Linked DNA regions of Homo sapiens: region 2 is linked to region 1. Evidence: chromatin loops called from intact Hi-C (ENCODE). Cell type or tissue: ascending aorta. All regions are shown on one strand. Each heading gives the region's core, and the rest is flanking DNA. Links, peaks and the distances in the headings are about the cores only. Region 1 holds the start of LOC124905276 (small nucleolar RNA U13). Region 2 has its middle 100 kb from the start of PTCHD1.

Region 1 (15,828 bases), core at 3,358-11,357:
GGGCAGACTGTATACTCATAGTAGTATAATTAATTTACTAGTCATTCATATTATCTCTGATTGATTAATCATGAAAAGGGACTTAACAGAATAATTCAGAGTGCTCTATTTATAGGACAAAGAAAGGGGACAAATTTGCCAATTAAAGTGTTGCTTTAAATATTAGTGTTTCTTCTCAAAGATTTCTTTTTCAAGGAGGAGATGTTTGAGACCAAGAACCTAAATAAAATAAATATGAAATGGTGCTTCATGCTATCACGCTCCTGGGTGGTTGGTGTATCTGCTTCAAATTAAGGATTTGGTGTCATGGAAACAGCTTGTTCATTTGGAAAGCTGCTGCCACTCTGTGGGAAGGCAAAGGACCAGTATGTGCAAGTGTGTATGTGTTTAACATTCCCTATCAGCCCTCAGCAAAACAAATACCCATTCCTGCCAGAAAGTATAGAATTACATGGGAGGGTTAGACTTTTACTTTTGGCATCAGAGTTTTAGAACAGAGCACATCAGTCATCTGGAGAATAACGTTAGAATGAAGATTCTGATTCTATGGATTTGGAGTGAGGGCTGAGATTCTGTATTTCTTAGGAGCTCCCAGATGATGCCTATGCTGTTTGTCTAGAGATCATATTTGGAAAACCACTGCTCTAAAGTTGTTAACAATTTGGCTGAACATTAGAATCACCTTCCTCTTTGGCTAGTGTGAATTAATGTTTGGTCAACATTTTAAAAGAGTTTTAGTTTAAATCACTGCTTTTTCTGCTTTCTATGTCAATTTTAACTTTTGTCAAGAGCTAAGATACCTTGGCAAATAAAAGAAGGTAAAAACTGCACATGTTTAGTATACTGCTCTAAATTGGGCATTGCTTGTAGACTACCAAATTACACTAAAGTGTGAAGACCTGGAGGGAAAACAGTTCGCAGTCTCCTGCTCTTATGTGGAACCAAGAAGCCTTATAGGAGATTAATCTGCTAAGAGCTGTGACTCTTTGGCACCATATCCGATTGAGAGTGCCCACTGTAGTGGGTTGAATAGTGCCCTACAGAATATCACATCCACCCAGAGTTTCAGAATGTGACCTTATTTGAAACTAGAATCTTTGCAGTTGTAACTAGTTAAGATGAGGTCATACTAGATTAGTGTGGGCCCTAAATCCAATGACTGGTGTCTTCATATGGGGAGTGGACACACAGACACAGAAGGAAGAAGGCCATATACAATGAGGGCAGAGGTTTGAGTGATGGTGCTATATCTCAAGCTTTTCTAAGGATTGCAAGATACACTAGAAGCTAATAAGTGGTAAGGAAGAATTCTTCTCTGGAACCTTCATAGGAAGGCTGGTCCTACTGATCCCTTGGCTTTAGGCTTCTGGACTTTAGAACTGTAAGAGAATACATTTCTGTTGTTTCAAGCCACCAAGTTCGTAATACTTTGTCATGGTAGTCCTAAAAAACTAATATACCCACCATAACATACTGAGCTGCACTGAAATCTGGTCTCATCAAGGTTGAATAAAATATGCTTCTCTTTCCTTGGGATGGACAAATATTTTACTTCCTAAGGGAAGTGCGTAATTTTTATTCTATGAAGCCATAAATTTAAATCCCTGAATAAATTCAGGGACCATCTATTATCCTGTGATTATGAATAGCTGGTGTTTAAGTACATGCTTCCAATCACAGCTCTGAAATAATAATGAAGTAGTGGATCTTTCATTCAGTTTTCTTCAGCATCCTTAGGTTATACTTGAGGAGCTCTGTAGTAGTTGTGAAACTGATTTCCTGTGTATATTAGTCCATTCTTGCATTGCTATAAAGAAATACCTGAGACTGGGTAATTTATAAGGAAAGGAAGTTTAACGGGCTCACAGTTCTGCAGGCTATACGGGAGGCATAGTGGCTTCTGCTTCTGGGGAGGCCTCAGGAAACTTACAATCATGGCGGAAGGTAAAGGGGAAACAGGCACATCTTACATGACTGAATTAGGAGCAGAATACAATCATGCCTTCCCAGCAGTCCCCCCAAAGTCTTACCTTATTTCATCATTAACTCAAAAGTCCAAAGTCCAAAATCTCATCTGAGACAAGGCAAGTCCCTTCCACCTATGAGGCTGTAAAATCAAAAGCAAGTTAGTTACTTCCAAGATACAACGGGATTATAGGCATTGGGTAAATACTTCCATTCCAAAAGGGAGAAATTGGCCAAAAGAAAAGGGCTCCAGTCCCCATGCAAGTCTAAAACCCAGCAGGGCAGTCATTAAATCTTAAAGCTCCAAAATAAAATTCTTTGACTCCATGTCTCGCATCCAGGGCACACTGGTGTGAGGGGTGGGCTCCCAAGGTCTTGGGCAGCTCCACCTCTGTGGTTTTTCAGGCTTCAGCCTCTGCAGCTGCTCACACAGGCTGACGTTGAGTGCCTGTAGCCTTTCCAGGTGCAGGGTACAAGCTGCTGGTTGATATACCTTTCTTGGGTCTGGAGGACAATGGCCCTCTTCTCACAGCCCCGCTAGGGAATGCCCCAGTGGGGACTCTGTGTGGGGTCTCCAACCTCCCATTTCCCGTCTGCACTACCCTGGTAGATGTTCTTCATGAGGGCTGTGCCCCTGCAGCAGGCCTCTGCCTCAACATCCAGGCTTTTCCATACATCCTCTGAAATCTAGGCAGAGGCTGCCAACCCTCAACTCTTGTGCTCTATGCACCTGCAGGCTTAACACTACTTGGAAGCCTCCAAGGCTTATGGCTTACACCCTCTGGAGCAGTGCCCTGAGCTGTAGCTGGGCCCCTTTGAGCCATGGGTGGAGGTGGAGCAGCTGGGATGTAGGGAGCAGTGTCTGGAGGCTGCCTGGCACAGTGGGGCCCTGGGCCTGTTCCAGGAAACCATTCTTCCCTCTTAGGCTTCTGGGTCTGTGATGGGAGGGCCGCCTTAAAGATCTCTGAAATGCCTTCAAGGCCTTTTCCCCATTGTCTTGGCTATCAGCACTTTGCCTTCCTTTTAGTTATGCAAATTTCAGCAGCCAGCTTGAATTCCTCCCCTGAAAATGGGTTTTTCTTTTCTACCACATGGCCAGGCTGCACATTTTCCAAACTTTTATGCTCTCCTTCCCTTTTAAATATAAGTTCCAGTTTCAGGTCATTTCTTTGCTCATGCATATGAGCATAGGCTGTTAGAAGCAGACAGACTACTTCCTGAACACTTTGCTGCTTAAAAATTTCTTCTGCCAGATACCCTAAATCATCACTCTCAAGTTCAAAGTTCCACAGATCCCTAGAGCTGGGGCACAATGCCTCCAAGTTCTTTGCTAAAGAATAACAAAAGTGATCTTTACTCCAGTTCCCAATAAGTTCTTCATCTTCGTCTGAGACCTCATCAGCCTGGCCATCTCTGTCCATATCGTTATTAGCATTTTGACCACAACTATTCAATAAGTTTCTAGGAAGTTCCAAATTTTCCCTCATCTTCCTATCTTCTTCTGTGCCTCCAAACTCTTCCAATTTCTCCCCATTATCCAGTTCCAAAGCTGCTTTCACATTTTCAGGTATCTTTATATCGATGCCCCACTCCTTGGTACCAATTTTCTATATTAGTCCATTCTTGCATTGCTATAAAGAAATACCTGAGACTGGGTTATTTGTAAAGAAAAGAGGTTTAATTGGCTCATGATTCTGCAGGTTGTACAGGAAGCATAGCAGCTTCTGCTTCTGAGGAGGCCTCATGAAACTTATAATCATGGCAGGAGGCAAACGGGAAGCAGGCACATCTTACATGGCCAGAGTAGGAGCAAGAGAGGGGGAAGGTGCCACATACTTTTAAACAACCAGATCTCGTGAGAATTCATTATTGCTATGATAGCACCAAGGGGGATGGTGTTAAATCATGAGAAACTGCCCCCATGATCCACTCACCTCCAACCAGGCCCCATCTTCAGCATTGGGGATTACATTTCAACATGAGATTGGGGTGAGGACACAGATTTAAACCATATCAGTGTGATTCACCATAACTCTGTAGATGCTTATTGGATCAAGGTAAAGTGTTTGATTTCCTGGTAAAACAGTTAACTTTGTGTTAGTCCTTGGCCATAGACTGCTCATTTAACCCTGGCTAGAGTCCTTGAAAATGTTGATCAGAATTGAAATTGAGTAAAGATGTCTGGATCAAGTTCAACATTCTTACTGACAAAATATTTCAAGGACAGAGCCTTCTAAAAAGTGAGTCAATAGGTGTCTACTTCTTGTGCAAAGGACAGGATGCTGCTGCTGCTGATGTGAATGATGGTTAACGTAATAGGTATTTTTGGGTCAGCAGTTTCACCCTTCATCAGCATTAATTCATAGTTTGGAAAATGGAATTGTGTTCCAGGTTTGATCTCAATCTGTGCTAGATTTGTAGGCACAATTGAGATGGCTTTGAAATGTATTAAGTTAATTATTAATGCAGCTGCTTTGATTTTGAGGATGAAATTAATTTCATGGATTTTTATCATTGTCTCAGATATAGCTTTGGGAGTTCTGGGGAGATATTGAAAATATTGCTTTATAAATAAGTCTTAGAATCCTACGTCAAACCTGACAAATTTGATCAGGGTTTTGTGGCAATTCCTAGTCAGGTGTAAGCAACTTAACCTACAGGGTACTTGTGTCAGTGCATATTTGCTATTGTGATTTACATTCTAATAGAGGTTATGAAAAAAGATCTTGGGAGTTATTGTCTTTACGGCAAGATACCGTGCTCTCAAGAAAATAGTTTAGTAAAAGGCTTTCTGGAGTGCAATGTTAAAACAGGCCCACTCTGTACAGTAAATATTAATTGGTAAAATATCTCAGTAGAGATGGGGGCAAGGAAATGAGATTCATGCTTTTGCAGGGTTTGAATAATGATTTTATTACCCTAAGATGAAAGAAAGAAGTGGATTTGTCTTAAAGCATTTGAGATTTGAGAGAAAAATTTTAAAAATGCTGTATCATAAGGCAGCATTTCAGTTTCTCAGAGGTTAAATCAACTTTGTAGTAGGTTTAGTTAACTACAGAGGAATTTGGAGATCCCTTTATAGTTCCCGAGCATGACGATTGGGTGTTCACATGCATGTGTGAGATGTACCACCCTCGCATCTTGTTAGACGTTGGCACATTACCCGTCTGACCTGACAAAAAAATAAAGAGGAATTTGGCAGAATACTAGTTGATTACATTAAGAAGATGACTATCACTCCGGCTGCCCATTCTGTCTTATTTGGTATCATTGATTACAGGGATGGGTGCTTCCTTAAACATCTTTCCTATTTCTTATTTTCCTTCCATCAGAAAAAAGTCCCAGGAAAGTTGCAGAGAGACCCTGAGGTACTATTGTTGCAGAACTTTCTCCTTAGTTCAGCTCACACCGGGCTCTTGTCACATGACCAGGAAACATTAGGCTCGCAGACACATAGAAGGGTGAGGAAAATGGAATTTATTGGGCAAAAAGGAAGAAGGAAAAATAATGCTCAGCAAAGTGAGAGTCCTGCTAGCAGGTTTCCTTCCTCACAGATTGAATCCCAGGTCACCACCCAGGAACAGGAGAGGCCAGGCTCCTTCCCCCTGCAGATGGCACGAACTTCCTGAGACTCCACCAATCTTCCCAGTGAGCAGGTGGGCATTATTCAGAAGGAATCAGCTGGGAAAGGGCAGGCTTCATCCGGGACCAGCAGTCCAGTTTTTCAGCCTTCAGGCTGTTTTAGGCTTGAAGGTGGGGTTTCACCAGGGACTCTTGGCTGTCTCCTGTCTATCACTATGAGCGGATGGCTTTTATTTGTCCTGTTTGTTTTCTTTATTAGAAGGAAGAAAGGCTTAACATGTTAGGATACTCACAGAAGAGTATTTCAGTGCTCTACATATGCCTGCCTAGGAAGAGGATTAAAGTTAATGTTCACTTGAGTGCCCATCAAGTGCCAGGTTTGGTGCTGTAAGTGCACATCTCCCAGCGGCCCTCCAATGTATGGATTATGATTGCAACTTCATTTTTAGGATACTGAGACTCAGAGAAATGATGTAATTTGCCCAAGATCACACAGCAATTAAATCGGATTTAGTCAGTCTGACTCTAAAACCCAAGTTCTTTTCATTGCACCACATTACCTTTCAAAAAGTAAAATACATCAAGTGTTAAGTTCCATCTCCATGTTTCCCAGGCACTTTGACCTTCTGGGAGATGGTGGTTAAAAGGTCAGGCCTGGAGCCAGTTTGCCTGAGTTCAGACTTCACACCTGCTCATAGCTGTGTGGCCCTGGGAATGTTGCATGCCCTCTCTGTGCCTCATTTCTTCATCTGTGTCATAGGAGCCAGGAGAAAACTCCCCCTTGGCCCCGTGAGGGCTTGCTGAAAAATCCGCTGACAAAAGGCAGATTAATAAGAGAAAAGGCAGAGAAATGTATTCACGTGCATTGAGGGAAAATCACAGAATGATTACTCCAACCCTCTAATGGGGTACAGAGGCTTATATATCATCTTGAGGCTACAGAAAGATTGTGATCTCAGAGCACGGCCAAAATAAGTTATGGTGGAAATCAGGTTACAGTGGCAAGACAGGTTATGGGAGGGGGAGAAGAGGAGGCTTAGCTAACAAAGGGAGTTTTGTTATGTAGAAGAAACCTCACTGGTAGCAGTCCTCAGAGAGCTAGTGAATGTTTCTTTCAGGCCCTGAAAGGTGTCAGACTCTCAGTTCATCTTTTGAACAAGGGAGGGCTTCAGAGACAGCCTGGCTGCATCCATGCAGATTTTCTCTACAGATACATATCTTCCCCACAAAAGAAAGCTTTTTAGCTATTCTTGTATTTCCAGCCGTTCTGATTAGCCATATTGAAGTATGTCAAGGAAATATATTTTAGAGTGAAATATTTTGGTTTCCTTCAGTATAAAGGGTAGTAATATTAGCTTCTACCCAACAGGGTTGCGGTAAATCCAGAATGAGCAGCTAGAGCAGTGCCTGACATATGGTGGAGACCAAGTTAGTATTTATCATTGAGCTTTGTGATGACACTATTTTATCAGCGGAGGAACTAACTAATTTGCCTGGAGTGGCACAGCTAGAATGGAGAAGCGCAGCTGAAATAGAGTTTGAACCCAGCCTGATAATGTACCCAGGGTTCTTTTCATTACATCTCAAGGAAAATTAGCAGGAGTCACTGAGAATTAGGGAGGACACAATGTACTCTTCTGAGTCCCTGAAATGTTTGTGTTGGCTTCTCAGAGAGAAAAAAAACATAACAACCGTTCTCTGGGATATGAAAAATCCAATGTCCATAACCAGAGGGCTCTGATTTCCAGTTTCAGCTCAAGAAGCCAGTCATTAAGAAGGCCCTCACAGCTTCCTCACTCAGTGTTTTCCCTTAGAATCCTGACCCACTGTAGCCTGCACCCTTTTTCCCTCCCCCCAGGACTCCCCACCTCCAGGGCTGGCATGATCCCTAGAATTACTGTGGAGGTAGCAAAGAACTGATGATCAGCATGAAGTGGCTGTGATTTGGGTCTCCTTGCAGAGCTAAGCCTCACATTGGTTGCTGTAGTCCAAGCTTTGGGGAAGACGGCCATAGTACTGTGTGCTAAGCCACTTCTGCCTATTGTTTTTTTTTTTTTTTTTCTTGAGAAGGGGTCTTGCTGTGTTGCCCAGGCTGGAGTGCAGTGGCACCATATCAGCTCTCTGCAACCTCTGCCTCCTGAGTTCGAGAGATTTTTGTGCCTCAGCCTCCGAAGTAGCCGGGATTATAGATGTGCACCACCATGCCCGGCTAATTTTTGTAGTTTTAGTAGAGACGGGGAGCAAGAGTCCCAATGCACTTTGGGGTGAGATGTGTGAAGTGTCGCAAGTAGCATGAGGGAGACAGATGGGAAAACTGCTGGCGGGTTTTAACTAGGGCTGCTCTTGGCTGGCTGGGCCTGGAAAACTTACTCAGGCCAGCAGGAACTCTTAGCAGCTGCTGTTTGCCTAGAGCTGGGCTATGATTAGAATGTGTCACCACCTGCTCTACCGGTCACTGACTCACCTGGCATTGTGCCGACTGCTGGATCAGAAGGAGAAATCCTTGGTTTTCCTTGGTTACTAAGCCACAGCTGGGGACTGTGGTCGGCTTCAGAAAATTTCTGACATCCCAACTCTATTATTTTAACTTAAACAATACACAAGACAAAAAACCAGTACGAGACAGTTTCCATATACCTATTTGATTAATTTGCCAGTTACTTATTCATTATTAGTTAACAAAAGCTATAAGCATTTTTTATCTGAGGTTTCATAGCTTTCGTTTCAGATGGTAGTAATATAAAGATGAGTAAGACTTGGTACTAGCCCTTGGGGAGGGGGTCATGGTCTGACACAATACTACACTGTAACATAGGAATCCAGAATAAGAAGAACAGAAAGTCAAAAGCCCATATTATTTTGGTAGTTTATACTTCTCCAAGTTATAAAAAGAAGTCACAACTCAAGCCATATCATGACTAGTGCTTCTATACGTGTTATTTATCTCATTTGAAAACAGCTTTTTAACTGTCCTAAACTCCTCACCACTCCTCCCTCCAATTTGTAAGCTCTTTCTTCAAAACCTGACTGCAACCTCACCCTGAGATATCTTCTTAGTTATGCCCCATTTGATTCTGATTCCTACATATTTCTACACATAGGACTTTTATTCCTACTTACAGGATTCCTTGGTATTTATGGTGGGCTGTTCATTTATCCTGAATGTATTTGTATTTGGGGGTATATAAAGATGTGTATTTTCATGTAAATTTTATTGAAGTAAATTTTATTTTATAACATGTAAATTTTATTTTATAACATGCATATGGAAGAGGAAACATATTATAAGTGTGCAGCTCAATTAATTTTCACAAAGTGGACATATCCATGTAACCCGGACCCAGATTAAGAAACAGACCATTCCCGGCATCCAAGAAACTCCCCTTGTGCTCCCTTCCAGTCACTACTCCCTTGAAGGTAATCACTCACCTGACATCTAATAGCATAGATTAGTTTTGCCTGGTTTTATACTTGACATAAATGGAATCATATGGTCTTTACTCTCTTGTTTATCATTTCTTTCTGTCAACATTCACCTAATACCATCTTAACTCTACTGAAACTCAGCCTTGTTTGAGAAATTATTCATGTTATTATGTGTATTTGTAGTTTTTTCACTTCCATAATTGTATACCTTTTCGTTAAATGAATATACCACAATAACTTTTTCACTTTATTGTAGAAGGCCATTTGCGTTGTTTCCAGTTTTTGACTCTTGTGAATAATGCTGCTATTAATATTCTTGTAAATATCTTTTGAAGAACATATATGTACATTACTGTTGAGTACATACCTAGAAGAATTCCTGGGCTATAGGGTATATGTATGTTCATTCAGTTTTAGTAGACACTGACAGTTTTTCAAAGTGATTATACAAATTTACATTCCCATCAACATTTTATGATAATTGTAATTGCTGTAAATCCTTACTAACACTTAATCTTGTCTTTTTCATTTAGTTATTCGAGTGAGCATTTTGTGAATACATACACATATATGCATACATGCATATTTGTGAATATGTTAATATATATTTGAAAATCATACATGTATTTGCAAATCATATTACTGATTGCATGTCTGTGTTTCCAATGCAATTATGAGCTCTCTGAGGGCAGGGTCTATCTTTTTTAATTGTTTTGTACATTCTTATTCCATAGTACAATGCTCTATACCAAATTCATAGTCAATAGGCTGTTGCTAACTGACTATATAACCCAAAATGGTGAAGAATTAGGCTGGTGATACAGAATAAAATAAATATGGGTCATTTCTCATTGTTTTTATAGCTTTTAAATTTCAGAAGTGCTCAAGGTCCTGTAACCTTAAGAAAACTCCTCCATCGTGCATGGTGGCTCATGCCTGTAATCCCAGCACTTTGGGAGGCTGAGGCAGGAGGATCACTTGAGCCCAGGAGTTTGAGGCCAGCCTGGGCAACATGGCAAAACCCTGGCTCTACAAAAAATACAAAAATTAACCGGATGTGGTGGTGCACGTCTGTAGTGCTAGCTACTCTGAAGGCTGAGGTGGGAGGATTGCTTGAGCCCAGGAGGTAAGGAGGTCAAGGCCGCAGTGAGCTGAGATCGTGTCACTGCACTCCAGCCTGGGCAACAGAATGAGACCTTGTCTGAAAACAAACAAAAACTCCTCAACACAGTTAAGATAAACAATAATGAAAGACCTATTTGCTCTAAGGGAGAGGCAGAATACTTCTAACATGTTAAGTAGTGCTGTTTCTTGGTAGAGTTGTGAGGTCACCCATGTTTATTGATACTGTTTTCAGATTCCCTGCATCTTTTTAAAAACTGTGTTCTTCCTTTTCTCTCATGTTCTCATGTTCCTGGTGTAGGAGTCAAGAGGAACTCTTGGCCCTCTTAAGGCTTGCTAAAACATCAGTTACATGAGGCAATTGGTTAATAGGAGAAAAGGCATATAAATTTATTTAACGAGTATACACAGGAGCCTTCAGAATGAAGACCCAAAGATACAGGGGAAATTGTCTATTTTTATGTTTAGGTTCAACAAAATACGGACAGCCATGTAGAAATATGATTGGAGGAAAGGGGTATGATATAATGCTAATACACTGCTTGGGGAAACCCATCAAGGCCTGTCTGTCTAGATTTTTCTTGGCCTCTCTGAGCATCCATTCCTTCCTTCTGGGTGTGGGGCGGGACCCAATAGATCAGATGATTTTTTTATAGCCAGTTTTTATATGTAAAGGTAGAGGGGAACTTAGAGAAATATTTTTTAGGTTTTATAACTAGCTTTAGGGAGGAGTTCTGGTTTCTGTGACTTGCCTTGGGAAAGAGAGATTTTAGTTTCTATGGCTAGCCCTGGGAGAGAATGTGATTGAGAGATAGGAGGGCAGGGAAAGGTCAGAGAAAAATTTTTGCTTCTGAGACTGATTCTGAGGCCTTTATTTTTGGGTATTGTTTTCTGAAGCTCAACATCCCCCAGTATGAAACTTCCTCGAGAAGTTTCTCAATCAGAAGTTGGGTTGGTGGATTGTCTTTTAAGCCATTTGAGTAAGTCTCTAAGTCCTGATAATAGGCTGGTTCAGTTGAATAGTTAATATTTATGCTTGTATCTCATTTTAGGCATTGATGTTATAGATGGACTTTCGCCAAAGTCTGGCTTCTATATTATTTGACAATCAGATAAGAGGCATTTCCATGGAAACAAAATAAAAATAAAGATTAATGGCTAGAATAAACTGTAAACTCAGTTTTTGAGTCCAGAGGGCAGCCAGTTGAGAAGATTTTTAGATGTTGGGCTGGAAGCATCTTTAGATGAAGTGAGAGCAGATAGTGGCAATCTGATAATTTTTCTGGTTTGTAGTTTATATCAGATGTTTTAGTGAACTTTTTGAGTAGTCTATACATCAACAAACATGAAGATTGCTTTTTTTGTTGTTTAGACTAAAGGTACCTTTTAAAGTTAAGACTCGGTTAACCTTATGACTTAACCAAGGATGCATGAAGCGTCTATAAAAGGTACAAAGCAGTCCTCATAAGATCTAGAACTATCCCAAAGACGGCTTAAAGAAAGAAAAGTTGGCCAGGTGCGGTGGCTGGGATTACGCCTGTAATCCCAGCACTTTGGGAGGCCGAGGCGGGTGAATCATTTGAGGTCAGGGGTTCAAGACCATCCTGGCCAACATGGTGAAATCCCATCTCTACTAAAAATTCAAAAAAATTAGCTGGGCATGGTGGTGGGCCCCTGTAATCCCAGTTACTGGGAGGCTGAGGCAGAAGAATCGCTTGAACCCAGGAGGCGGAGGTTGCAGTGAGCCGAGATCATGCCACTGCACTCCAGCCTGGGTGATAGAACGAGACTCCGTCTCCGAAAAAAAAAAAAGAAAAAAAGAAAAGTTTTCTTAATAACAAATGAAGTATATATAATCCACATTTTTGTTTGGCCATATTTTTTAGGGTCTCGGTTTTATAGCTGACCGTGTATACATAAAGGCCCAAAAATCCAGATGTCGTCTCAAAAAGAGGAAGACAGGGACGGGCACGGTGGCTCACGCCTGTAATCCCAGCACTTTGGGAGGCCGAGGCGGGCGGATCACGAGGTCAGGAGATCGATACTATCCTGGCTAACACGGTGAAACCCCATCCACTAAAAATACAAAAATAAAATAAAATAAAAATTAGCCGGGCGCGTTGGCGGGCGCCTGTAGTCCCAACTACTTGGGAGGCGGAGGCAGGAGAATGGCATGAACCCGGGAGGCGGAGCTTGCAATGAGCCGAGATAGCGCCACTGCACTCCGGCCTGGGCGAAAGAGCGAGACTCCTTCTCAAAAAAAAAAAAAAAAAAAAAAAAAAAAAGAGGAAGACAGGAAATCAAAAGCTATCTGTACAAGGGAAAATGACTTATAACAAATGGGTACCCCCAAAACGTTAAAAGTCACACAAATATTAAATGAATCGGATTTTTTGAGCAGGAGTGAAACCCAGGCAATGGCAGTAAAAGTGTGGAATTTTGTCTATTAGAGCACAAGGCAGCATGGCTTCTGTTGTTATTCCCTCGGGGGATTTTTCATAAAGGATTTTTAACTTTGTTTTAGGTTAGCTTTTTGTTTTTGATTTTTAATTTAGTTAAGAGAATTTTTAAGGCTAGTCATGATACTATTATGTATCTTTTTAAAAAACTGACCTTGTCATAAATACAAGTTAATTGTTTAGAATGAGAGATCTCTAAATTTTTTTTAATTAAGAATTTTAGTCAAATTTAAAGGATTTCTCTTTTGGCCATTGACAACTAGAATTTTTAATGGTGTAGTTTGTTTTAATAGCAACTCTATTTAAAAGTCTCTTATGTAAAGTTTGGGATGTCATTTTAAGGCATAGAAGGAATAATTTTAAAGTTCTCTCTCAAAATAATGTACTCTCAGGAATAGGCTGAGATAGCAAATGACTCTTGTCACAGACAGTTAAGGGTGGTGTTTGCCTCTGATAACCCACAGATTTGTGTGGGGGGACTGCCAGTCACAGGTCCCTTAATCTGTGACACTGGGTAGGCCCTCCTGGGATTGGACTTTTTTAGTATTAACTAGGCAATAAGGGTTGAGAAGACAAAAGCTCCTTATGGATGGGACATTGTATGACAAACCCTCCTGAGGGCTTGGCACATTTGGAACAAAAAAAATCTTGTGTTCCCAGCCATTTTTAGACTGGTCACCTGATGTCACCCAAAAATCATGGCCCCATATGGTGAAGATCAAGAGAGTTCCCCCACTTGATCGCAAGTCAAATTCTCAAGGACATAAAACTAGAGAAGAAGGAACTTTATCTGGTACCCCTCTTTATGACAGAACAATACAGAAAGAAAAAGACAAAGGAAAAGACTATTTCTGGGAGGAAATGGATTAAACAATATGAATATTTATAACCAGAAAGTATCAAAAAGTACACCAGAGACTAGGCACTGGAACCCCAAGACTAGTCATAATGATTTTTTCCCATTAATTAAAATCTCACAGGAGACGAACAGTGATTTATATCATCTGTTCAACCAGATTGCACAGAGAAAGAGGTTGAGAGCCTGACTGGGAAGAGATTTTTACCCTATTACCAGCTGATCAAGTTCTGGATTTTTTTTACGGTGGCTTTCGGAAGAGCAGAGCAGCTTTGGTGACCCTGCACATAGCACCAAAACTGTGGGAGCTAAAGTCATTGCCCTCCTAAAAGTTCACTGAAAAATCACTGACATGAGGCAGATTAATAGGAGAAAAGGCATATAAATTTATGTAACATGTATATGTGGCAGCCTTCAGAATGAAGACCCAAAGGTAAAGGTAAAATTGCCCATTTTTCAGTTCAACAAGGTATGGACAGCCATGTCCAAATATGATTGGAGGGAAAGAGTATGACCTAATGATAAAAGATTGAATGGGGGAACCCATCAAGGTTTGTCTGTCTCGATTTTTCTTGATCTCTCAGGGCACGCATTCCTTCCTAAGGTAGTTCAGATAATTGTTAATAGCTAGTTTTTATATAAAGAGGAAAAGGAAAAATTAGAGTAATATTTTTAGGTTTATGACTAGCTTTGGAAAAAAGGGGTTCTGATTTCTGTAACTTGCCTTGGGTAAGAGAGATATTAGTTTCAATGGCTAGCCCTGGAGGCAAATAAGACTGAGAGACAGATGGGCAGGAAAAGGTCAGAGAAAAGCTTTTGCTTCTGAGACTGCTTCTGGGGCTTTCATTTTGAGGTATTGTTTTCTGAGTCCCAACACTGGTGAAAATTGTTTGGTTTAGGCTTTCAAACCTCAGGTCCAAACCTACTCTAATAAGAGTCTGGTATTATTTAGTAATATGCTTCAAAGGTTTGTATAGTCTCATACTGTCACAGAATGCTAATGTTGGATATATACCTTGAAATTTATCTAACTTCACGATTGTTGTCCTAAGCTCCACAAATGACCTTAAGAAGATATATCAACCCTTTAAAAATGAATGCAAAATTTCCTCAATACAACTTATCCAACTAGTAGCAGAGCCTAGGCCAGAACCTAGATCTCATTTCTGGATCATTGCTCTTTTTATAAAGTATATTTGGTATTTACTTAGGCCTAGACAAGAGCCTTTTTATTTTCCTAGGTCTATTCCTTAGACTGTTAGAGGTTTTCCATCTCTTTTCAGGCCTCTGGTCTGAATGACATTTTTGTGTTCATGGCTTTTCTTGGCAGGGACCATGGATACATTAAATGCTGCCACCCATCTTGGCTTAGATGAGTCCCTTCCCTCATCATGGAGACGCAATCATACCAAAAGACAACACTGAGAGGAATGAGGGGGAAAGTCCTTTCAGTGATCTGCAAATTATGTCAAAGCTTGTCATCTACTGGCCATTTTGCAAAAATGAACTTAGTATTAAACATAATGTATGATGGAAATGTAAATTTCCAAAATATGACATCTTCAACTGATAAAGACTGAAAAGTGAAGAGTGGGTTCCAAAGTGCTCCTTGAGTTTGTTTAATTAGCATCTTCCTGCTTGTGGAGATATGACAGTTAGGAATAGGATCCATGACCAGGTTTGAAATGTCTAGTTTCTCTTCACTAAGGAAAGTAATAATTTAAACAGATTAACAAAGTACTGATTTGATTTATTTAGAAAAGAGCATACTTTTTATTTAATTTTGAAATTAATTTTAAGGTTTATTTAATTTATGCAATAGTCCCTCTTTCAAGGTTGAAACCATTGTTTATTTATACCCCCAACTGAGTTTACTTTCTCTAAAGAGGTTAAAAAAGGTGTGTTTTATGAGGACAGGTCTCAAACTGGAAACATTTTACATTCTCTTTTTACAAGATTAATTTTTTTACAAGATTAAGAGATTTGTTGATGTTTTCACTGAGGGACCACATTTTCCTAGCAGTTGGTAGGAAATGAAAACTATTAGCCACATTGAATTTGGTTAGAATTTTATGAGAGCATTTTAGGAATGATGAGTTAATTGGGGGCTAGGAAGGAGGGAGGAATAGAGGGCAGCAACATCTTTTTTTTTTTCCCTCAACTTTGGGACCAAGTGCACTGACTTTCTTTTTTCTTCTTTATCTTCCACTCCTTCTGCTGGTCCTCTTGAGACATTTTTGCCTCAACTTCATCATGGGTGTCTATCTAGTATTTCTCTAATGTTTCCTTTCTTTATCTAAAGCTTTATATACATGGTGAAGGGATTAGATGACACTGAAACTGAAGGGGAAACAAATGTAGAAAATGTCTAGAGAGTGATCTATTACAGATTAATTCTGAAGTAACCATTCCCTCAAG
Region 2 (15,828 bases), core at 4,610-12,609, 70 kb after region 1:
CTTTAGGTTTTTCCAAGTATATCATATCATTTTCAAACAAGGATAATTTGACTTCTTCCTTTCTTGTTTGAATGCCCTTTATTTATTTATCTTGTATGATTGCTCTAGCTAGGACTTCCAGTACTATGTTGAATAAGAGTAGTGAAAGTGGACATCCTCATCATGTTCTAGATCTAAGGAAAGGCTTTCAGTATTTCCCCATTCAGTATGACACTAGCTGTGAGTCTGTCATATATGGTTTTTATTGTGTTGGGGAATATTCCTTGTAAATCTAGTATTTTTGAAGGTTTTTATCATGAAAGGATGTTGAATTTCATCAAATGTTTTTTCAGCATCATTTGAAATGATCATATGGTTTTTGTCTTTTAATCTGTTTATATGATGTGTCTCACTGATTTGTTGTATGTTGAACCATCCTTGCATCCCTGAGATAAATCTCACTTGGTCATGATGAATGATTTTTTTTAATGTGTTGTTGAATTCGATTTGCTAGTATTTTGTTGAGGATTCTTGTATCAATGTTCATCAGGGATATTGGCCTGTAGTTTTCTTCTTTGGATGTGTCTTTGTCTGGTTTTGGTATCAGGGTCATATTGGCCTCGTAGGATGAGTTTGGAAGTATTCCCCAGTCCTCTATGTTTCAGAATAGTTTGAATAGGATTGGTATTAGTTCCTATTTAAATAATCAGCAAAATTCTGCAGTGAAGCCATTGGGTTCTTGTCTTTTTTTTGCTGGGAGACTTTTTATTATGGCTTCTATACTTGGTCTTAGCCAAAAGGCTGAGAAGCGATACTTTCAATTATGGCTTCTATCTCATTACTTGTTATTCATCTGTTCAGGTTTTGGATTTTTTCATGGTTCAATCTTGATAGGTTGTATGTGTTTAGGAATTTATCCATTACTGCTAGCTTTCCCAATTTATTGGCATATAGTTGCTCAAAGTAGCCACTAATGATCCTTTGAATTTCTGTGATATCAATTTTAATGTTTCCTTTTTCATCTCTGATTTTATTTAGAAATTCTGTCTTTTTTTCTTAGTTCATCTTGCTAAAGGTTTGTCAAATTGTTTTAACATTTTAAAAAACCAACTTCTAAAAAAATGTTTTGTTTTGTTTTTTTTTAGTTTTTATTTCCATAGGTTTTTGGGGAACAAGGGGTATTTGGTTACATGAGTAAGTTTTAGTGGTGATTTATGAGATTTTGGTTCACCCATCTCCTGAGTAGTATATACTTAACCCAATTTGTGGTGTTTTATCCCTGTCCGCCTTCCTACCCTTTCCACCCAAGTCCCCGAAGTCCACTGTAGCATTCTTATGCCTTGGCATCCTCATAGCTTAGCCCTACTTATGAGCGAGAACATACAATATTTGGTTTTCCATTCCTGAGTTACTTCACTTATAATAATAGTCTCCAATCCCATCCTGGTTGCTGTGAATGCCATTAATTCATTCCTTTTTAAGGGTGAGTAGTATTCCATCATATATATTATACCACAGTTTCTTTATCCACTCATTGATTGATGGGCATTTGGGTTGGTTCCACATTTTTGCAATTGCGAATTGTCCTGCTATAAACATGCATGTGCAAATATCTTTTTCATGTAATGACTTCTTTTCCTTTGGGTAGATACCCAGTAATGGGATTGCTGGATCAAATGGTAGTTCTACTTTTTTTTCCTTAAGGAATCTCCACACTGAAAAAAACAACTTTTTGTTTCATTGATTTTTTTTTATCATTTTTTCATTTTAATTTTATTTCAGCTCGGATCTTTATTATTTATTTTCTTCTACTAATGTTGAGTTTGGTTTGCTCTTCCTTTTCTAGTTCTTTAAGATGCATGGTTAGCTTGTTCATGGTGAGTTTTTCCTCTTTTTGATGTAGTCACTTATAGCTATAAACTTCCCTATTAGTACTGCTTTTTCTGTATCCCATAGGTTTTGGTATGTTGTGATTCCATTATCATTTGTTTCCAAAATTTTTTTCAATTTTCTCTTTAATTTCTTCATTGACCCACTGGTCATTCAGGAGTTTATTGTTTAATTTCCACGCTTTGGTATAGTTTCTAAAATTACTCTTGTTAGTGATTTCTACTTTTATTCCATTGTGGCAGAGAAGATAGTTGATATGATCTCAGTTTTTAAAAATGATTTAAGACTTGTTTTTTGGCCTAACCTGTGGTCTATTTTTGAGAATAATCCATGTGCTGAGGAGAAGAATGTACATTCTGCAGCCATTGGATAAAATGTTCTGTAAATATCTATTTGGTCCATTTGGTCTACAGTTAAGTTTAAGTACGATGTTTCTTTCTAGATTTTCTGTCTGGATGATCTGTGTAATGCTGAAAGTGGGGTGTGGAAATCTGTGGCTATTATTGTATTGGGGTCTATCTCTTTCTTGAGCTCTAATAAGATTTGCTTTATGTGTCTGGGTTCTCCAGTATTGGATGCTTATATATTTGCAATTTTTACATCATCTTGCTGAATTGACCCCTTTATCATTATATAATGACATTTTTTATCTCTTTTTATAGTTTTTGTCTTGAAATCTATTTTTTTGCTCTTTTTTTTGGTTTTCATTTGCATGGAAAGTCTTTTCTCAACTCTTTATTTTCAGTTGATGTGTTTCTTTATAAGTTAAGTGTGCTTCTGATCGGCAACCAGTCACTGGGTCTTGTGTTTTTTTTTTTGTTTTTTTTTTTTAACCCATTCAACCACTGTATGTCTTTTGATTGGATAGTTAATTCAGTGAATTTATTGTTAAGTAAGGACTTACTCCTGCCATTTTGCTATTTGCCTTCTGGTTATTGTTTGGTTTTCTCTTCCTTCTTTTCTTCTTTCCTATCTTCCTTTTAGTGAAGGTGATTTTCTCTGGCGGTGTGTTTTAAAGTCTTGCTTTTTTTGTGTGTGTATCGGTTGCATTTTTTTTTGATTTGAGGTTATCATGAAACTTGCAAATAATATGTTATAACCCATTATTTTAAAGTGATGACAACTTAACACTGATTGCATTAAAAAATAATCTAACAAACAAACAAGCAAAAACAATGTTAAAAACTCTATACTTTAACTTCATCTCTCTGCTTTTAAATTTTTTTGCTTCTATTTATATCTCATTGTGCTATGTCTTGAAAAGTTCTTGTATTATTTTTGATCGGTTCATCTTTTATTCTTTCTACTTAAGTTATAAGTAGTTTACACACCACAATTACAGTGTTATACTATCCTGTGTTTTCTGGGTACTTGAAATTACCAGTGAATTTTGCACCTTCAGCTGATTTCTTATTGCTCATTATTGTCCTTTTCTTTGAGATTGAAGAACTTTCTTTAGCACTTCTTGTAGGATAGGTCTGTTGTTGATGCCATCCCTCAGCTTTTGTTTGGGAAAGTCTTTATTTCTCCTTCATGTTTGAAGGATATTTTTGCTGGATATACTATTCTAGGGTAAAAAAATTTTTCCCTCAGTACTTTGTCTGCTGTCAGACGCATTGGAGCTCCATTGTATGTTATTTGTTTCTTTTCTTTTGCTTCTGTTTGGATTCTTTCTTTATTCTTGACCTTTGGTAATTTGATTATTAAATACCTTCATGCAGTCCTCTTTGGGTTAAATCTGCTTTGTGTTCTATAACCTTCTTATATTTGAATACTGATATTTTTCTGTAGGTTTCAGAATTTCTCTGTTATTATCCCTTTGAATAAACCTTCTGTCCCTATCTCTCTCTGCACCTCTTGTTTAAGGCCAATAACTCTTAGATTTTCCCTTTCAAGACTATTTTCTTGATCTGGTAGGTATGTTTCATTCCTTTTTATTCTTTTTTCTTTTTTGCATCTGATTATGTATTTTCAAATAGCCTGTCTTCAAGCTCACTAATTCTTTCTTGTGCTTGATTAATTCTGCTGGTGAAAGACTCTGATGCATTCTTCAGTATGTCAAATGCACATTCAGATTGCATTTAAGTAGATTTTCTGCTTAATTCTTTTTTAATATTATTTCAATGCGTTTAAAAATTTATCTGATATGATTCTCAATTCCTTCTTTGTGTTTGTTAACTTGTATTTAATTGAGCTTCCTCAAAACAGCTATTTGAATACGCTGTCTGAAGAGTCACATGTTTCTGTCTTTCCAGAATTGGTCCCTGGTACTTTATTTAGTTCATTTGGCAAAGTCATGCTTTCCTGGATGGTTTTGATGCTTGTAGAAGTTCATTGGTATCTGGGTATTGAAGAATTACATTATTTATTGTAGTGCTTGTTGTTTGGGCTCGTTTGTATCCATCCTTCTTGGCTTTCCAGGTATTTGAAAGGACTTTGTTGTTTGTATCAGGCCATTCTTGCATTGCTCTAAAGAAATACCTGAGACTGGATAATTTGTAAATAAAAGAAGTTTAATTGGCTTATTGTTCTTTAGGCTTTACAAGAATCTTCTTGGCTTCTGGTGAAGCCCCAAGGAGGTCACAATCATGGTGGAAGGTGAAGGAGGAATAGATACATCACATGGCCAAATCAAGAGCAAGTGAGAGAGAGTTGGGGGGAGGTGCTACACACCTTTTGTTTTTTGAGACGGAGTCTTGCTCTGTTGCCCAGGCTGGAGTGCAGTGGCGTGATCTTGGCTCACTGCAAGCTCTGCCTCCTGGGTTCATGCCATTCTCCTGCCTCAGCCTCCCCAGTAGCTGGGATTACAGGCATGTGCCACCACGCGTGGCTAATTTTTTTTTTTTTTTTGTATTTTTAGTAGAGACAGGGTTTCACCGTGTTAGCCAGGATGGTCTCAATCTTCTGACCTCGTGATCCGCCTGCCTTGGCTTCTCAAAGTGCTGGGATTACAGGCATGAGCCACCGCACTTGGCCACTACACACTTTTAAATGATCAGATCTCATGTGAACTCGGATCGAGAGCTTACTTATCACCAAGGAGATGGCCCAAGCCATTCATGAGGGTGTCAGGCCTCTGAGCCCAAGCTAAGCCATCATATCCCCTGTGACCTGCAAGTAGACATCCAAATGGCCTGAAGCAACTGAAGCTCCAGAAAAGAAGTGAAAATAGCCTTAACTGATGACAATCCACCATTGTGATTTGTTTCTGCCCCACCCTAACTGATCAATGTACTTTGTAATCTCTCCCACCCTTAAGAAGGTTCTTTGTAATTCTCCCCACCCTTGAGAATGTACTTTGTGAGATCCACCCCCTGCCCCCAAAACTTTGCTCCTAACTCCACCGCCTATCCCAAAACCTATAAGAACTAATGATAATCCACCACCCTTTGCTGACTCCTTTTTTGGACTCAGCCTGCCTGCACCCAGGTGAAATAAACAGCTTTGTTGCTCACATAAAGCCTGTTTGGTCTCTTCACACAGACACGTGAGACAGAGGGATCTGGCCCCATGACCCAAACACCTCCCACCAAGCCCCCACCTTCAACATTGGAGATTACATTTCAACATGAGATTTGGGCAGAGAGAAACATCCAAACTATATCATTCTGCCCCTGCCCCTGCCAAATCTCATATCCTCACATTGCAAAATACAATCACGCCTTCCCAATAGTCCCCCAAAGTCTTAAGTCATTCCAGCATGAACTCAAAAGTCCCAAGTCCAAAGTCTCATCTGAGATAAGGCAAGCCCCTTTCACCTGTAAAATCAAAAGAAGTTATTTATTTCCAAGATACAATGAGGGGGCATAGGCATTGGGTAAACATTCCCATTCCAAAAGGGAGAAAGAGGCCAAAAGAAAGGGGCTACAGGCTCTATGAAAGTTTGAAACCCAACAGGGTAGTCATTAACTCTTAAAGCTCCAAAATAATCTTCTTTGACTCCATGTCCAACATCCAGGGCACACTGGTGCAAGGAGTAGGTTCCCAAGGCCTTGGACAGCTCCACTCCTGTGGCTTTGCTAGATACAGCCCCCATGGCTGCTCTCACACATTGAGTGACTGTGGCTTTTCCCAGTGCAGGGTGCAAGCTCCCAGTGGATCTACCATTCTGGGATCTGAAGGATGGTGGCCCCCTTCTTACAGCACCACTAGGCAATGCCCCAGTAGGGACTCTGTATGGGGGCTCCAATCTCATATTTCTCCTTGGCATTTCCCTAGTAGAGGTTCTCTGAAGAGGCTCTGCGCTTGTAGCAGTCCTCTGTCTGGGCACCCAGGCTTTTCCATTTATCCTCTGAAATCTAGGTGGAGGGTGCCAAGTGTTCTTCATTCTTGCATTCTGCATGCCTACAGGCTAAACACCATGTGGAAATCAGCAAGGCTTATGGCTTACATTCTCCAAAGTGGCAGCCTGAGCTGTACCTGGTCCCCTTTGAGCCAAGGCTGGAGTTAGAATGGCGGGATGCAAGTAGCAGACTCCCAAGGCTGAACAAAGGTAGCAGGGCCTTGGGCCTGCCCCAAGAAGCCATTCTTCCTTTCCAGGCCCCTGGGGCTGTGGGGGGGGAGGTTGCCACAAAGTCTTGGAAATGCCTTCCTGGCCTTTTCCCCATTGTTTTAGATAAGAGTACTTAACTCCTTTTTAGCTATGCAAAATTTTCTAGCAAGTGGTTGCTCTGAAGCCTGCTTGAATTTCTCTCCCCAGAAAGCTTCTTCTTTGTTTGCCACACAGCTAGGCACCCAAATTTTCAAACTTTTATTCTCTGCTTCCCTTTTAAATATAAATTCCAATTTTAAGTCCTTTCTTTGTCTGAGCGTAGGCTATTAGGAGCAGCCACCCTACTTTATGAACACTGTTGCTTGGAAATTTCTTCTGCCACATACCCTAGGTCACCACTCTCAAGCTCAAACATCCACATATCCCAAGGGCATGAACAGAATGCACACAAATTCTTTTCTAAGGCATAAGGTGTGACTTGTTCCAGTTCCCAATTAGTTCTTCTATCTGACACCTTGTTTGCCTGGATTTCACAGTCCATATCACTATCAGCATTTTGGTCAGAACCATTTAACCCAGCTTTAGGAAGTTGCAAACTTTCCCTCATCTTCCTGTCTTTTTCTGAGCCCTCCAAAGTTTCCAGCCTCTGCCTATTACCCAGTTCCAAAGTTGCTTCCACATTTTAGGTATCTTTATAGCAATGGCCAACTGCTTGGTAGCAATTCCTTGTATTAGTCATTGCATTGCTATAAAGAAATACCTGAGTCTGAGTAATGTACAAACAGGTTCATTTTTATTTATTTATTTATTTAGAGACAGGTTCTTATTATGTTGCCCAGGCTGGTCTCGAATTCCTGGGCTCAAGTGATCCTCCCACCTTGGCCTTCCAAAGTGCTGGGATTAAAGGCATGAGCCACTATGCCTGGCCAGCAAAAAGGTTTAATTGGCTCATGGTTCAGCAGGCTTTACAGGAAACATGGTGCTGGCATCTGCTCAGCTTCTTGTGAAGACTTAGGGAGCTTTCAATCATGGTAGAAGGTGAAGGAGGAATAGGTACATCAAATGGTTAAAGCAGGAGCAAGGGAGAGAGAGTTGGGGGGAGGTGCCACACACTTTTTAACAATCAGATCTCATGTGAAGTCAGAGTGAGAGCTCACTTATCACCAAGGAGATGGCCCAAGCCATTCATGAGGGATCTGGCCCCATGATCCAAACACCTCCCATCAAGCCTCAACTCCAACACTGGGGATTACATTTCAACATGAGATTTAGGCAGGGAGAAATATCCAAACTATATCAGTGTTGTAATCTAAGTTTTTGGTCTCTACACCTGTATCTGCATTAGGGGGCACCCCAAGCCCAGTAATGCTATGGCTTGTATAGACTTGGAGAGGTACTGCCTTGATCGGCTTGGATAAGATCTAGAAGAAATCTCTGGATTACCAGGCAGAGTTATTCCTAAACAGTCTCTTTCTCTGTGCTGAGCTGCCTGGAGTTGGGACAGTGGTGATAGACGCACTCCTGTGGTCACCACCACTGGGACTGTACTGAGGCCATATCTGAAGCTAGCTCGGTACTGGATCTTGTCTAAGATCTACTGTAACCACTGCCTGGCTACTGCCTATGTTTCCTCAACATCCTAAGGTTCTACAGTCAGCAAGTGGCAAAGCCAGCCAGGCTCGTGTCCTTCCATTCAGTGTTGCAAGTTCTCCCTAGCCCCAGACAGGCCCACAGATGCCATCTGGGAGCCAGGGCCTGGAATCAGAAACCTCAGGAATCTATCTATGGCTCTGTTCTTCTGTATCTGAGCTGGCACTTAAGCCACAAGACAAAGTCCTTCTCACTCTTCTCTCCTCTTTGCACAAGTAGAATCATCTCTTCCTATGGTTACCACTGCCCCAGGGCCACTGCAAGTACTGTGTAGCTACTGCTAATGTTTACTCAAGGCCCAAGTGCTTTTTAGTCAGCTTTTGGTGAATGCTGTCAGGCCTGGGACTCTCCCTTCAGGACAGTGGGTTCCCCTCTGGCCCAGGGCAAATGCAGAAATGTTGTCTAAGAGTCAAGGCCTGGAATCAGGGACCCCCAGAGTCCACTTGGTACTCTACCCCACGGCAACTGAGCTGGTACCCAACCTGCAAAGCAAAGGCCCCTTTACTTTTCCCTTTCATTTTCTCAAGCAGAAGAAGTTTCTTTGCTTAGCCACCACAGCTATGAAAGTGCTGGGTTATCCCTGAAGCCAGCATGTCTGAGTCTTATCCCAGGCCCATGGTGAATACTACAATGGCTCTTTAGTCAGCAGGCGATTAATCCTGCCAGGACTGCGTCCCTTCCTTCAAGGCAGTGGTTTTCCTTCTGGCCATGGGTGTGTGTAGAAATATCATCCCGGAGCTAGGGCTTAGAATGGGTGTATTGGAACTCTTCCCAATATCTTATCTTACTGTGGCTGAGCTGGTGTCCAAGGTTCAAGACAAAGTCCTCTTTATTCTTCCTTCTCCTCTCTTTGAGAAGGAGAAGGAAAGAGTTTTTCCCAGAGCTGTGAGCTGTGCTGCCTGGGGTTGAGGGAAGGGTGACACAAGCACTCCCTTGGCTGCCCTGGCTGATGTCTCAAGTCCACTGGCTGCAAGCCCAGCACTGCAGCAGGACTTGGCCAAGACTTGCAGTCCTTTGTGGCTTGGATTGCTTCTCAACTTTATTTAGTACCCCAGAGCATTTTAGTTGGAGCACTGAACTGCTGCTTGCCAGAACTCAGGTTTTGACCACTGGGATGGATATTTCTCCTCTGGCTAGGCCTCGCATAAATGCTCCCTCTGTGGATGCTGGCTGAATTCTGCCCTGCGTTGCTTTCCATGGTGACAGAGCAGCCCTGAGTTTCAATGCAAAGTCCCACAGTCATGTGCTCTCCCTCCTGCAAGTGCACAGATTCTCTCTTAATACCACAATGCCACTGCTAGGGGATGGGGGAGTGGTGGCATCGAGTGGTGGCAATTCAAGACTGCCTTTCCTACCCTCTTCAGTGCCTGTTTCTGTTTTATGAAATTAAAGCCAGGTACCTTGATTGCTTACCTGATTTTTGGTTCTTATGAAGGTGCTTTTTTTCTTACAAAGGTGTGGATAGTTGTTCTATTTGGTGTTCCTGTAGGGAGGATGATCATTGAAGGCTTCTGTTCAACCATCTTGCTCCTCCTTGAGTCCCAAATCTTATTAGTCTTGAGGTGTGGGTAGATGGTGTATTCTAGGACTAACAGGTCAGTGATGACCATTTAGCATGGCTAGTGTATAGCAGGCATGGAAGGAGGTGGTGTAAGTTGAGGTTGAATAGGCAGGCCAGACAGACTATAAAGTTTTGATTTTATAGGCAATGGTACATCACTCAAAGGTTTTTGCACAGAAGAGGTGTGATGGGCATGTAACTGGGAGGGAGCTAGGAGAAGACCCAGGAGTGAGTCAGCCATGGTGGGTCAATTCGAGTTTATTGCAGTAATATGGATGAGGCATCATACAGACCTAAACAAAGGCTAGGGTGGAGGGATAAGAAAGAGAGTGTATCACAATTCATGAGGCATTTCCAGTGGTTCACTGGAGCTAGCTTGTACTAGCTTGTGAGAGCTGATTCTTTACTTGTCTTCCAAATTTCATGATCAGTGTTTTCATATTAGTAGCTTAAAATTGTCTATTGTGTGAACATTTACGCTATGGAAATTGGCAAACATTGCAAATAAAGACTTTAGTTCCTTTTTCTGGAAAGCCATTTTACTAGCATACCACTATATTTAACCTCTGTTTATAGGTCATTCCACTTCGAAAGCCTTACCTTATTGCTAAACCTGGATAACGTTCATCTTTTGTGTGCCCTCATAGCATTCTACTCCTTCCACATTGTAATACTCAACACTCTATATTTTGTTTTATAAAAAATACTTTAAATTTTTATTTTAGATTCAAGGGGTACATGTGCAGGTTTGTTACATGGGTATGTTGTCTGATGTTGAGGTTTGGCACAGCAGCCTATTGCTGCCACCACTGGTGCCTGAAGACTGGCCTACCTGGCATCCTACTACCCAGCAAAACTTCACTATAGCCTCCACTAATAAGAGCACACTAAGCCCCTGAGGAAACATAATACCTGATAGGTAGTTTTTCAACCCTTATCCCCTCCCTCCCTCCCCCAGTCTGGAATTTTCAGTGCTTATGATTCCCATCTTTGTGTCCATGTGTACCCAATGCTTAGCTCCCACTCACTTATAATGAGAACATGCAGTATTTGGTTTTCTTTTCCTACATTAATTTACTTTGAGTAATGGCCTCCAGTTGCATCCATGTTGCTGCAAAAGACGTGATTTTATTCTTTTTTTATGGTTGTATAGTATATCATGTTGTGTATGTACCACATTTTCTTTATCCAGTTCACCATTGATGGGCACCTGGGTTGCTTCCATGTCTTTGCTATTGTGAATACTATTGTAATAAACATATGAGTGCAGGTGTCTTTTTGGTAGAATGATTTATTTTTCTCTGGGTATATACCAAGTAGTAGGACTGCTGTGTCAAATGGTAATTCCTTTTTTTTGTTGTTGTTGTTCTTTAAGAAATCTCCAAACTACTTTCCACAGGGGCTGAACTAATTTGCATTCCCACCAACAGTGTATAAGTGCTCCCTTTTCTCCTAAACCTTGCCAACATCTGTTGTTTTTTTACTTTTCTTCTTTTTGTTTTTTCTGAGACGGAGTCTTATTCTGTCACCCAGACTGGAGTGCAGTGGTGCGATCTCGGCTCACTGCAACCTTCGCCTCCTGGGTTCAAGCGATTCTCCTGCCTCAGCCTCCTGAGTAGCTGGGACAACAGGTGGATGCCTTTACACCTGGCTAATTTTGGTATTTTTAATAGGGACCGGATTTCACCATGTTGGCCAGGCTGGTCTCGAACTCCTGACCTCAAATGATCTGCCCGCCTCGGCCTCCCAAAGTGCTGGGATTACAGGCGTGAGCCCCATGCCCAGCCTTTTTTACTTTTTAATAACAGCCATTGTGACTGGTGTGAGATGGTATTTCATTGTGGTTTTGATTTCCATTTCTCTGACGATTAGTGATTTTGAATGTCTAAGTCAATGTGTAGAAGAGTTTTTCCTAGGTTTTCTTCTAGGATTTTTATAGTTTGAGCACTCTGTTTTGATAACCTGTTTGCTTATTTGCATGTTATGCTGAATTGTAAGCTTTGTGATGGCAACAACACGTCTACCATGTTAACGATATCGCTGTGCTTATTACATAAATAATTGTTCAAAAATATTTAGTGATTGTCTGAATGGATAATGTTTTATCCCAATAGTTCGTGTGGCCGATATTCATCTACGGCAATTCCAGAAATAGTGTATTTATGTGATCCATACTTTTTCTTCTTTAGGATCATTTGCATATTGAAATTACATTGCAATTATCAGAAAAGCCACACATACCCTCAGCTCTTGAAGGAGAACAGGAAGAATAGAATATTTCTCTGATTATAACATAAAGGAAATGTTTTAAGAGATAAATTATTTAATTTTTCTTCTATGTAGATATGAAGAATGTAGTTTTCTTTACATATTAAGTATAGCATGAGAAAGAAGAAATTTTTGAATATCTCAGCCTGTGTTTTAGAAAAGTACCTCTTCATTCCTTTGAATTGAATAAAACATAAAAGTTATTAGGAAAAACTGAGACTTTCTCTAACTTTTTCATGTTGTTGACATTACACCTGTCAACATAGATTACTTCCTGTTAGATTTCCTGTTATACTTCCATGCATATATAAAAATATATATAAAGTATAGCCATTAAAATAATGTTTGTGAGAAATTTATAACATAGTTGTGCTCGTTATCTACTGCTATATAACAAATGACCCCAAAGTGTAGTAGCCTAAAACAATGCACATTTATTACTGAACCCAATTTCTGTGGGCTAGAAACCTGAGAGCAACTTAGCTGGGTGGTTCAGGCTCAGGGTCTCTCTTGAAGTTGAAGTAAAGATGTTGGCCTATGTTATAGTCATCTAAAAGCCTGAATGGGGTTGAAGTACATACTTCCAACATAGCTCACTTGCATGCCTAGCAAGTTAGTGCTGGTTGTTGTCAGGAGACTTCCACTTAGCTGCTTGAGTGTTCTCATGTCATGGCAGCTGATTTCCTCCAGAGCCATTGGTGTGAAAGAATAAGCCAAAAAGCCAATATGCTTTTTATGAACTAGTCTCGGAAGTCATATATTCTAGTATTGCCATATTCTATTCTTTGGAAGCAAGTCACTAAATATAGGAATAAGGGTGATTAGGTTCTACCCTTTGAATGGAAGAGTATAAAAGAATTTATGGACATATTTTAAAATCACCATGATGGTAAAATGCTATGTTGTAATGCTTAGTTAAAAAAAAAAAAAAAGTCAAACTCAAAATTATTTATGTAGATTTTTAGAGCCTAACCTCCAAAGGTCTCTGTGTTGTCATGGGGTTAGAGTTGAAACTGCTGCTGCTGCTGCTGCTGCTGCCTCGCCAAGAAGGGAGAGTGGAGACCAGGCATTTTACTGCACTTTGAGGACAAATCCCAGTGCTGCTGCAGGCTACTATGGGAATGAAGTGTGAGAAAACTGCACATCACACAGCTACCTCCCTACATTGAAACCACTGAAAGTGGCCTCATCCTACATGGTGGCAGGCCTGCAGCACAGCCACCACTGCCCACACCTGAGCATTTTGCCAGTGGCCTGGGGTCACCTCACCCTTGCCTATCAGAGACAGCACCTGAACACACTACCAGGCGGCCAGCTCTGCCAGCCCAGTTCGTGTCTTCCCATCCCCCTCCCCTGAGTTATTGAGCATACTGTGTAGGAGCCTGGAAATTGTTCAGCCCAGTCCACCATCATTGGTACCTAACACTCCTCCTGGAATCTGAGGTCAGGCTGACACAACCTACCAATACTACCACAGCTGGCACCCACCTACACACACCACCAGTGGCCATAACTAATATGTTATGGACACCCAACTTGTCATAGCCACCACCAGGACTAGCATGGACTGCTTGGGTTTCAGTAGGTTGCTCCACCATTGCTACTGCCATCACCCATATCATATTCGCTGCCCAAGGACCTGGGAACCTATCCACATGCCAGACTTACCACTGGCCACTACCAGATTGAAAAAAGCCATCTGAAAGCCCAAGAATTGAATCATCTAGGCCCCCTAACATTGGTACCAGTGTAAGTCATGTTGGAGGCCAAAGACAGGCACACTCGGCCTACTGCTGCCACCGCTGGTGCCCAAACACTGGCCCTCCTGGCATCCTACTCCCTAGTAAAACTTCACCATAGCCTCCACTAATAAGAACACACTAAGCCACTGAAGAAATCACAGATACCATTGACAATGTTTACAGCTGAATAAATCATACGGAAATCACACTACTGCATGCACCCAAAATAAAAGCCAAAATGCCCTACCTAACCAACAACATATATAGATCTTCAGAAAAAAGTCTTCCTCTATGAAAGCAATCTAAAAAAACAGGAAGAAGTGACTATTACAACAGATGCACAGATATAAATCTAAGTACACAGAAAACATGAAAAAGCAAGGACATATGACACTTCCCAAGGAAGACAATAATTCTCCAGCAACAGATCTCAATCAAAAAGAAATTCATAAAATCCCCAGATAAAGAATTTTAAGGGAGGTGGAGCCAAGATGGCCGAATAGGAACAGCTCCAGTCTACAGCTCCCCGCGTGAGCGATGCAGCAGACGGGTGATTTCTGCATTTCCAATGGAGGCACCGGGTTCATCTCACTGGGGAGTGCCTGACAGTGGGTGCAGGACAGTGGGTGCAGTGCACCGTGTGTTAGCCGAAGTAGGGCGAGGCATCGCCTCACCCGGGAAGCACAAGGGGTCAGGGAATTCCCTTTCCTAGTCAAATAAAGGGGTGACAGACGGCACCTGGTAAATCGGGTCACTCCCACCCTAATACTGCGCTCTTCCAACGGGCTAAACAAATGGCACATGAGGAGATGATATCCCACACCTGGCTTGGAGGTCCTACGCCAACGGAGCCTCGCTCATTGCTAGCACAGCAGTCTGAGATCAAACTGCTAGGCGGCAGCGAGGCTGGGGGATGGGTGCCTGCCATTGCTCAGGCTTGAGTAGGTAAACAAAGTGGCCAGGAAGCTCGAACTGGCTGGAGCCCACCACAGCTTAAGGAGGCCTGCCTGCCTCTGTAGACTCCACCTCTGGGGGCAGGGCACATACAAACAAAAGACAGCAATAACCTTAAATTAAGACAGACTTAAATGTCCCTGTCTGACAGCTTTGAAGAGAGTAGTGGTTCTCCCAGCATGCAGCTTGAGATCTGAGAACGGGCAGACTGCCTCCTCAAGTGGGTCCCTGACTCCCGAGTAGCCTAAATGGGAGGCATCCCCCAGTAGGGGCAGACTGACACCTCACACAGCCGGGTACCCCTCTGAGACAAAACTTCCAGAGGAATGATCAGGCAGCAGCATTTGTGGTTCACCAATATCCGCTGTTCTGCAGCCACTGCTGCTGATACCCAGGCAAACAGGGTCTGGAGTGGACCTCCAGTAAACTCCAACAGACCTGCAGGTGAGGGTCCTGACTGTTAGAAGGAAAACTAACAGAAAGGACATCCACACCAAAAACCCATCTGTACGTCACCAGCATCAAAGACCAAAGGCAGATAAAACCACAAACATTGGGAAAAAACGGAGCAGAAAAAACGGAAACTCTAAAAATCAGAGCACCTCTCATCCTCCAAAGCAACACATCTCCTCACCAGCAACAGAACAAAGCTGGATGGAGAATGACTTTGACGAGATGAGAGAGGAAGGCTTCAGAAGATCAAACTACTCCGAGCTAAAGGAGGAAGTTCGAACTAATGGCAAAGAAGTTAAAAACTTTGAAAAAAAATTAGACAAATGGCTAACTAGAATAACCAATGCAGAGAAGTCCTTAAAGGACCTGATGGAACTGAAAACCATGGCACAAGAACTACGTGATGAATGCACAAGCCTCATTAACCGATGTGATCAAATGGAAGAAAGGGTATCAGCGATGGAAGACGAAATGAATGAAATGAAGCATGAAGGGACGTTTAGAGAAAAAAGAATAAGAAGAAATGAACAAAGCCTCCAAGAAGTATGGGACTATGTGAAAAGACCAAATCAACGTCTAATTGGTGTACCTGAAAGTGTCGGGGAGAATGGAACCAAGTTGGAAAACACTCTGCAGGATATTATCCAGGAGAACTTCCCCAATCTAGCAAGGCAGGCCAACATTCAAATTCAGGATATACAGAGAATGCCACAAAGATACTCCTCGAGAAGAGCAGCTCTAAGACACATAATTGTCAGATTCACCAAAGTTGAAATGAAGGAAAAAATGTTATGGGCAGCCAGAGAGAAAGGTCAGGTTACCCACAAAGGGAAGCCCAT

Evidence for each region. Peaks named below come from ENCODE experiments on the same cell type or tissue, not always from the same donor. Only the 100,000 strongest peaks of a DNase experiment are listed, where the experiment ranks them.
Region 2: it touches region 1 in a loop (2.7-fold over the local background); 2 of 110 quality-filtered maps call a loop at or near these places.

The regions. Positions count from the first base shown.
Region 1 is chrX:23,496,521-23,512,348 of GRCh38, reverse strand. LOC124905276 (small nucleolar RNA U13) reads left to right here and starts at 5,036; the gene lies at 5,036-5,138. RefSeq lists enhancers at 2,481-2,991, 3,503-4,014, 6,359-6,898 and a silencer at 2,763-3,057. In ascending aorta, for the core only: no CTCF peak of the experiment used is centred there; a DNase peak (open chromatin) is centred at 7,978; H3K27ac peaks cover 1,102 bases.
Region 2 is chrX:23,427,676-23,443,503 of GRCh38, reverse strand. No RefSeq gene overlaps it. Among named protein-coding and RNA genes, the nearest start is that of PTCHD1, 100 kb to the right of the region's middle. In ascending aorta, for the core only: no CTCF peak of the experiment used is centred there; a DNase peak (open chromatin) is centred at 8,963; H3K4me3 peaks cover 285 bases; H3K27ac peaks cover 2,027 bases.